Linked DNA regions of Mus musculus: region 2 is linked to region 1. Evidence: chromatin contacts called from ENCODE POLR2A ChIA-PET data. All regions are on one chromosome and are shown on one strand. The core of a region is the stretch at or near the end of the contact, and the rest is flanking DNA. Distances in the headings are between cores, read along the strand shown. Region 1 holds the start of Cibar2 (CBY1 interacting BAR domain containing 2). Region 2 holds the start of 6430548M08Rik (RIKEN cDNA 6430548M08 gene).

Region 1 (4,328 bases), core at 1,099-3,598:
GGTCAGGCATGCCTTGAATCCATCCAAGCACCTGGTCCTTGGGCAGTTCTGAGGAATATCGTGAGCCCAGTGAGGCAGAAGACAAGACCTGCCGGTGCCCCGTGGTTGAGCAAGAGTTGATAGATCAGGTGGGCCCTTTGTTCCCTGGGACCTGTGAAGGGCTGCAGCACCCCCACAGTCTCGTGCACTCCACTGTACCAGCCACAGAAGCCTCTCCTCCAGCCCCCTCCACACCCATGGGCCTTTTCCTGTTAGTTCCTCTTTCTCCCTTCTTAGAAGCTTTTGGGTTAAATGAATGGCCCTTTGGGAATCTATTTGAGGCTGACAGATAGTTCAAGGGTCTGGAGAAACAGCTGGGGGGAGGGGGGAGACGGACACCACACAAGCATGGAGACCGGAGTTCAGATCCCCAGCCCCTGTGTTAAATGGGGGGAGGAGCTGAAGAGATGACTCAGTGGTTAAGCCTGTCTATTGTTTTTGTAGAAACACCCAAATTCAGTTCTCAGACTCACAACCACCTGTAGCTGCAGCTCAGAGCAATATGTCCTCCTCGGACACTTGTACTCCTGTGCACAAATCCACCTCTGTATATACCTAAGTGCATTACTGATAATCTAAAAACATGAACTGGGTGTGGTCAGGCATGCCTTGAATCCCAGCACTGGTGAGGCAGAGACAGGCTGATCTCTGGGATTTTGAGACCAGCCTGGTCTACACAGAGAGTTCTAGGACAGCTAAGGACTACATAAAGAAACCCTGCCTCAAAAAACAAAACAATGCAAAATACACACACACACACACACACACACACACACACACACACACACACAATCTTAAACAAGACAAAAGGTCAGGAGTGGCCCCCACATACACCTGTAACTCCAGCATTGTGGGGCTCTGAGACAGAAGGATGCCTGAGTTTTTATCTGCCAGCCCAGCTCCTGATTCAGTGAGAGATCCTGTCTCAATAAATAAGCAAGAGCAATCGAGGGGACACCCAGTGTCTTCCTCTGTCCTCTGCACAGTGTGCACAGTGTTAGAGACACACACATACATAATTAATTTATACTCATAATTAAATTTATACTTAATTTATACTCCCTTCCCAGTGTCTTGCATCTTGCAGTCCATTTGGTACCAAGGATGCTCTGATAGGGAGTTGTGGACAGCTGTGATGGCTGTCACTGGATGCTACACGATGCCATCCGACCCCATCAAGCTCCCTGCGGAGTACTTGGGCTCTCTATCACCCTTACTCCTCTGCCTGGTCCCTTCTCCCTCCCACCAGCCCTGGGCTCCTCCACAGAGCTCTTTGCAGACCACTGACCACCGCATGCCACACGCTTGCCTTCTCTGACACACCTCCAGGGCTCATGCCGCCTCCCACACCCCGCATCCTGCCCACAGCCAGCGTTAGTGACAACCTGTGTGCTCAGTCTTCATAAGGGTACAGGAGGCTCCTGAGGCGTCCTGTCACAGTCCCCTCCCCTCAGCCCCAGGTCTTTCCTGTCCCTTGCTGCCCTCCCTTCTCTAGAACCCAAGCCCCTCTTGTGGCCTCTAGTGGTGGCCACTTGGCAGACCCCATAAGGAGCACTGTCTCACGCCTGCTAATGAGCTTCAACTTTGTAGTTTGCAAATGCTCCGCTCACACTTCCCTAGAAGAGGTTGCTATTGACATTTTTTTTTTAATCAAGTAAACAAAAGCCCAGAGATGCAAAGCATCCCGCCCAAGGGCATACAGCAGGCCAGACTCCAGGATGGCTGTCACTCATACACAGTTAGACAGGCAAGCAGGCCCCGTGGGTAAGGCTGGAAGCCAGCTTTTAAAGAGCATTCTGGGTGCATCCAGGACACTGGAAGTCTGAGTCCTAGGGAGACTCAAAGGCAATCAGGGAGGGCAGGTGACAGGGAGTCTGGGGCCATTAGAGGGAGCAGTGTCAAGGTCTGGGGCCTGGGTTTTTGGAGGGGTTCCTAGGGGGCAAGCAAAAGCAGGGAACAGACCAGAGAGTGGCTACACTTGCTCTTCACGCAGCACAGGTGAGGCCGACAGATCGCATTCTGGTAACCTCTATGCTTCAAGCCCTCCCTCCACTTTGAGAAGGGATGGCAGGGGGCTCACCTGCCCTCCTCCCCGATGTGGCAGAACGTGAGGATCCCACCTGCATACCCCTCCCAGCAGCGCAGGCTGCTCACCTGGAGAGGACGACGTTCATTGTGGACAGAGAGAGGCACCTGCTGCCAGGATCTTGGGGAGGATAAGGACAGGGCCCCAGGGGTCCCCTAGTCAGAGAGAAGGCAGCTAGTACTGGGCCCAGCTGTGTGGTCTGGCTAAGCTCAAGGGACTCTGCTGCCTGGTTGCCAGGCAACGGGCCATCCCCAGGCAAGCCCTGGGAGGAGCCCAGCTGGTTGCTGGGCAACCAGGGCCTCCCCTGCGGGGTGAGGAGGGCCAGCTTTGCCTTGGGGCTTAACCACTCTCTGAAATGAATTGGAAGTGGGACACAGAACCTCCACATGCCTTTGAATATGGTGTTCTTGGGGGTTCAAAGTGCTTGTAACCACCAGGAACGGACAGGGAGATCCCCGAAGGGAGCTTGCCTGGGACTTCACCCTGGACCCTGCTGTGTAGAGTCTCCTCCACCCTCAAGGCAGAAGGCCCGGTGGGCGGGGCGTGGGAGCCAGTGTCACTGAGGGTGGGGGGAGTAGACGGTAAAGGGAAGCGGAGAAGGTGAACCAAAGGAGTGCGGGGGGGGGGGGTGCGGGGGGACAGGCAGCAGCTCAGAGGAGTGCCTAGCGAATCAGGCAGTCCTGGGCTTCCCAGAGTATGCGACTCCCACTGTTAGACTTGGGGAAGGTGACTCCAGCGTCAGAGCACTAACACGTTGAGAGGTCTGCGGGTCACAGCCCCCGCCCCGCCCCGCCCGCCCCGCCCCGCCCCACTCGCCCCGCCCCACTCCCCTTTTCACTTAAGGTGCAAAGCAGGCCTGGTGGTGGAGGCAGAGAACCCAAGGCAAGATATTGATAGTTCCACGGGACGCCTGTCACACTGGGTCGTTTTTTTGTGTGCGTCCCAGCTCCATCATGCTGGGATTTGTTTTAAACACTTAGTAAGGCAGAAACATTACGGTCAGCTGCTTCAGATTCAAACCCCACGCCTCAGCTCTGCTGTGTGGCCTGAAAGCAAAGCCCTGGTCTCTCTAGTCTCCTAGACAATCGCCCAATAGGAACTGGAGCCCCTGCGGCAGGGATGAGGAGATAGGTGGGCTGGGCACTGGGAGCCGGGTCCCCTGTCCAGCGAGCCCTCAGAGCACACCTGAGTGCTGGGTCTCTGTGGCACATGTGTTATGCTCCCCTTTTGGGGGGCAGGGACAGGTTTCCCCAGACAACACAAATCTCTGTGTGTCCTTTACGGTACTGTGCCCTCTGTTTAGGGGCAGCCATGGCCCTGAACTCCTACCGGGGCTGTGCCAGTCCTGTGATTTTTCTCTCTGAATGATGCTCTGTGTCTCCTGGTCCGTAATCCCTCCCTTCTGAGGTGTTAGCTGAATTGAAAAGTGTCTCCCCAAAGTACATGTCCACCCTGGGTCTCAGAGCATCGCCTTACTGGAAACGGGGTCTCAGCAGACAGGCTGAGCAGATGAGTCACTCCGGCATGGGAGATGGGGCTCATTCAGAGGCTGCTGTTCCAATCTGCAGAGAATCCGCCTCCTGTACCCATTGACGGACTGTGGCTTTTCTGTCTGTGGGTGAGGGATGCCAATGCCCCAAGAATATGGCCAGCTTCTGGAATGCAGAGGTGACTGAATCCCACCTCTGATAGCCAGTGGTGGACGACTACATCCCTGCCTCAGTCTGTCTGGGGTCTTCTCTATCTTAAGGAATCGGTTTCCTCCAGACCCCAGCTATTCCAGTTAATCAGCTTCGTCCCTGTCTGCCCTGTACTATAGCCTGTGACCACCAGAGGGCGACAGAGACCACACTCCAGTCCTCCTGCTTAGGGTGGCGGGATTGCAGAGGGGACACAGGAGACTGGAGACACAGGTATGGCATAGGTGTGGAGGACAGACTGTGCGAGGTCTCGTCATTGGCTCTCTTGGAATCCTTGGAAACCTTATGAATTTGAAAAAATGAAAACTGTCTCGGGCTATGCAGAACTAAGACATGGGGGTCAGAGTGGAGGTTGGCCGACTGGAGAGTCACCAACCCGCATTGTCCAGGGTGGCCACTGGAGGGCGCATATTCTCTGTCCTTGTCTGGTTCTCTGTAGTCCCTTTCCTGTCTTTCTCTGTGTCTCCGTGTTTCTCCTTGTTTCTCTGTCTTTATCTGTGTCT
Region 2 (4,203 bases), core at 68-2,567, 63 kb before region 1:
AGAGGCCTATTAGAAGGCAGGGCAAATGCCACTAAATCTCATGAGGAGAAGTAGAGTTCCTCAATATGGAATGGGATCCCTTAGTGACTACATTTGTCTTCAGTGCTCCCCAACAGCTGTCTAGGTGAGGTCAGGGTTACAGAACTTGGTACCTAGTGCCATCTTCCTTCTCTGAAACAGGGGAGGGTTCCTTTAGCCCCGGCACTGTCCCCTCACATTCTACAACTTTTCTGAGCCTTATCTATAGTCTGTTGGACTCTGTTCAGAGCAGCTGTCCTTAGTGTCCACACAAGGATGAGGGCTAGCACCCACCCTTTCCCTCCAGAGCTGGCACCAAGTTCTCACACGCAGACGTCTAGGTGTGAGACCTTCTCCTGGGGTGGCCACGTGTCCCTAAACTTTCCAAGAACTTTAGCTCCCAGCCTTTCCTAAGGCTCTCTTAAACTTTCCCAAGAAGCCTTAGTTGGACAGATCTTCCCATCTGTTGTCAGCAAAGGGCAGGTGCTCGGTTACCACCATCTATATCATCTTCCTGATTGGCAGAACTCCAGCCCCCTGCCTAACCCTCAGGACTTCAGAAAAATCCCAGAAGTTCGGCCTTGGTTTTCTTTAGTTTTCCTTTTCCTCCCTGGTGCTGGGCATGGGAGTCAGGACCTTGACCACTCAGAGGCAGTGACCCGCCCCTGAGCTCCACCCCCCAGCCTCTTTGTTATTTCTTTATTGAAGAGATGTGGGAGAAGCTGAATGGCTGGACGTTGTGCTTACTCCTATTTATGAAAAGAGCCAAATCTACTGGCCTCTTAAAGACACGCCTTTCGGAAGACAAACGGGACTCAGCTGGCCACTCGCGCCTTCAAAGGCGTGTGGGTCCACGGGACCTACGCTGGGACTCTGCTACCCCAGGCCAGACCAGCCTCGAGGGTCACCTTCCTCTCCCAAACCACTTTTGCGCGCAAAAACGCCGCGACCTAGTCATCCTCTGCTGGAACTCTGTTCCTGAGCGAACCCGCGCGGCTGTCGGGAGGCGCAGGGACTAAGGGGCGCTCCCGCGCCTGCGTACAGGAGCTGAGCGAGGCCCGGCGCTCCCAGCAAAAGTGACAGCTCGCGAGTCACGTGGTGCTCTGGAGGCGTGGCTCCCGGCTTGCTCCAGAGAACTCGTACGTCACGCGGGGGAGGAGGGTGGGACTGGGCGTGGCGCCCCCTGTTGACTGACAACTCTCTCCGCGACACATCCAAAGGGCCCGACTGCTCGCGCGTCACGTGCACCTAAAGGGGCGGGGCGCTCCCGCTGACTGACAGCCCGCTCCGCCGCGCCTCAGAAGGACCCGGCACGGCTGGTCGCGCGGTGCATCCGCGGCAGCTGCAGACCCGACGGCGTCCTGCCCGCCCCCCTGCCCGGTCCCGCGGGCCGCCGCGGCGAGAGGGCCTCGGGCTGCGGTGCTGCGCTCGCGAGGGGCTGTGCGGCGTGGCTGCGCCGGGACCGGTGAGGAGGGGTCGCTGGCGGCGTGGGCGGGTCGGCTGGACGGCCGGTGCGGCGGGCAGGGCTGTCATTCTGCTGGTCTCAGTGGAGGGCCGCGAGCTGCTCAGAGGCCACGACCGCGCCGGAGCGGGCTGGGAAGGCTCGGACCCCGAGGCCGCTTCTAGGATTTGGGAAGACTCGGACCCAGTCATGCACGGGTCTGCGCTCGCCCGGAGTTGCAGGGTTGATGAGACGTGGGAAGGTGACAAGGGGAGGAGGAAGCAGGCTCGGCGGTCCAGTCCAGTGCCGCACACGGGTGCGACCTACGGAGTGAGCGGGAGCGCGGCTCTGCCGGCGCAGGTGCGCTGGCACGGGCTGGGCCCCCGACGTGGAGCTGTCCCGGTGGTGAGTCAGAGGTAGAGGTGAGCTGGCAGCTGGCAGGCCGGGCTACCCTCGCCCCAGCTGGGATCCAGCCTGTAACCCGATGCTGAGGTTCTGATTCATTCCCTTCGATCTGCCTCCCTCCCAAATCCTGAAAGCAGGACAGCGACACAGCATGAACCCCAAGACAGGGCAAAGAGGCTCGGGCATTAGTGAGCCGCATCCCTTCCCTCTTTTCCACACTGTGGTCAGAAGTAGGGATGTTTAGGCCTTTGAGGACCAAGATGGCAGATAAGCTGTTTTGACGGGCTCCGTGGAAAAAGTTGACACCTGGGATTTTCTTTTCCCCTCAAACACTGGTGATTTCTGGTTGGTGATGATGAGCTAGCTCAGTCTCTGTTGCAATCCAGAAGTTTCTTGGGATGGTTGTCTTTTGGATGGTCTGTGTCAGCTCATGTGGAGTGGACTCCTATCTCTTGAGAATGTCACAAGTATACGCGCATCACAAATCTTAAAGAAATTGAAGTGAGTTATCTCCGCAGATGCTAAATGCATTCTATCTTCATGGCAATGTTTGTTTCTTCCAAGGTAAGTGGTTTTAGAATAACCCCAAATGGCGCTGAGGGAGCTTCTCTGAGGACAGCCTCCCAACCCCCTGCGCCCCTAGAGAGCTATTGAGTGGGCAAGTCATGTGAATACCCCGGCTTTCTTTCCTTTTCTCCCTTCTTCGTCTTCCTTTCACAAGCGGAAAGTCATCGAGTTAAAAGGAAACGTCAAGGGGCTGAAGAGACGGTTCAGCCAGCCCTTGAGAGCATATTCTGATCTTTGAGAGCTCCAGAGTTCAGTTCCCAGCACCCACCTCAGGGGGCTCCCAGCCACCTGTAACCCTAGCCTCACAGAATCTGATGCTCTTTTCTCGCCTCCTCAAGCCCCTAGTCACACGCATACAAAAAAGTTAAACAATAAAAACAACTAAAAAATGAAATTTCAAAAGCCAGATGCAATGGTATAGACTTGTACTTACTATTAGTACTCCAGAAGCGGAGAAAAGAGTGTCATGGGTTCAAGGTCACCCTGGGCGGTATAACAAGACCACGTCTAAAGAGAGGAATGGAAAGCTGAATGACACCCCACTTCAGGATGACAATAGGAGAATGACTTCTCCTGTCACTCGGTTCTCTTGCTTTGGTAGCTTCCAGAGTACTTTCAACAGGATCTCCTTGTTCATCTCCACCATTAATTTGGGAGTGGCAAGTATCATTCCTCCTGTGACACAGATGAAGAAACCAAGCCTCGCTTGTCCAGGGCCACTTAACTGTTGGAGGCAAAGAAAGCTCCACAATACCTTTGTTGCTAAAAGTGCTGGGTATAGTAGCTCATCACCCAAGAGGACGTGAGATGGGCATGAGCAGCTACGCTTCCTGTTGGGCTGGAGGGCTGAGTGGAGTCTCCTTCTCTGCTCTCCTTGCCTCACTGACAGTCAGCAGGGCTGGCCAACCAGCATCACTATACTGTTACCTCTCCCTATACCCTCTGTGGCAACGCAGATTTGTTTCTAGGCTTTGAGAAAGCCAGTAGGAAGTGCATTGCAGAGTATCTTTGCTCAAGTGCTTAGTTTCCAAACAGGTCAGGTGTCCTCAACTGTGAAGCAAGACAGCATGGCCGGTCCAGGGAGACCTGCCCCAATGATTTTCTTTTCCATCTCCCGACCAGAGAGAAGCACGGTGAAATCCATGGAGCTGCTGCTGGCTCTGCTGCGTTCACCTAGATTTGGGATGTGGCATTGTTTGAGGTTTTGTGGCATTTTTTTTTCTATTTTTAGCATACACAGCTGCTCTTGTTAGGGAAGAACAAGCTTTTTATCCCATTCTCTAAATCTGGGCAGCACCACAGAACTGCAGGGGGTTACTTTATGGCTGTCTCTGCAGGTCAGTGGTTCAGGCCAGACCAAAAGCTAAAACAGTCGTGGGTACATGTATCAAAGCCAAGGTCCGACCTGAAAGGTTTCCTTTACTCCGTGCCTCCAGGGACTTTGTTCTTTTCTGGATAGCACATTTAATGAAGGTCACAGGAAGCCATCCAGAGAACTCATTGTAAGTTGCTACAGAGGTGCAGGTAAGCCAGGAACATCTTGATGGCCAGAATTACAGAACATGCAGGGCTGTTACTGGTAAGATCCCAAGGAGCAAAGGACAAACTGTGCGGTTAGAAAGGCTTGTTTGGAGAATGCCATGGTCTCTCATGATGAAGTTCAGACGTCTTCTCTTAGGCTGCCAGGTGCTGACACGGGTGCTGACTGGTCTCGCCTGAATCTCCAGTGTCAGCAGCTACCCCTGTCACTCCCAGAAGTCTCTTAAGCAAGC

Evidence for each region. ChIA-PET counts read pairs that join two places held with the same protein, here RNA polymerase II (POLR2A).
Region 2: POLR2A ChIA-PET joins it to region 1 with 11 read pairs in Patski. The contact joins the promoter of 6430548M08Rik here to the promoter of Cibar2 in region 1. POLR2A ChIA-PET finds 5 or more read pairs at or near these places in 2 of 5 experiments (Patski and embryonic stem cell).

What each region holds. Positions count from the first base shown.
Region 1 is chr8:120,175,121-120,179,448 of GRCm38, forward strand. It overlaps Cibar2 (CBY1 interacting BAR domain containing 2), which reads right to left and starts at 2,349. Exons shown (of 9, transcript NM_001033980.2): 1 at 2,194-2,349. The coding sequence starts at 2,213.
Region 2 is chr8:120,112,835-120,117,037 of GRCm38, forward strand. It overlaps 6430548M08Rik (RIKEN cDNA 6430548M08 gene), which reads left to right and starts at 1,318. Exons shown (of 13, transcript NM_172286.4): 1 at 1,318-1,483.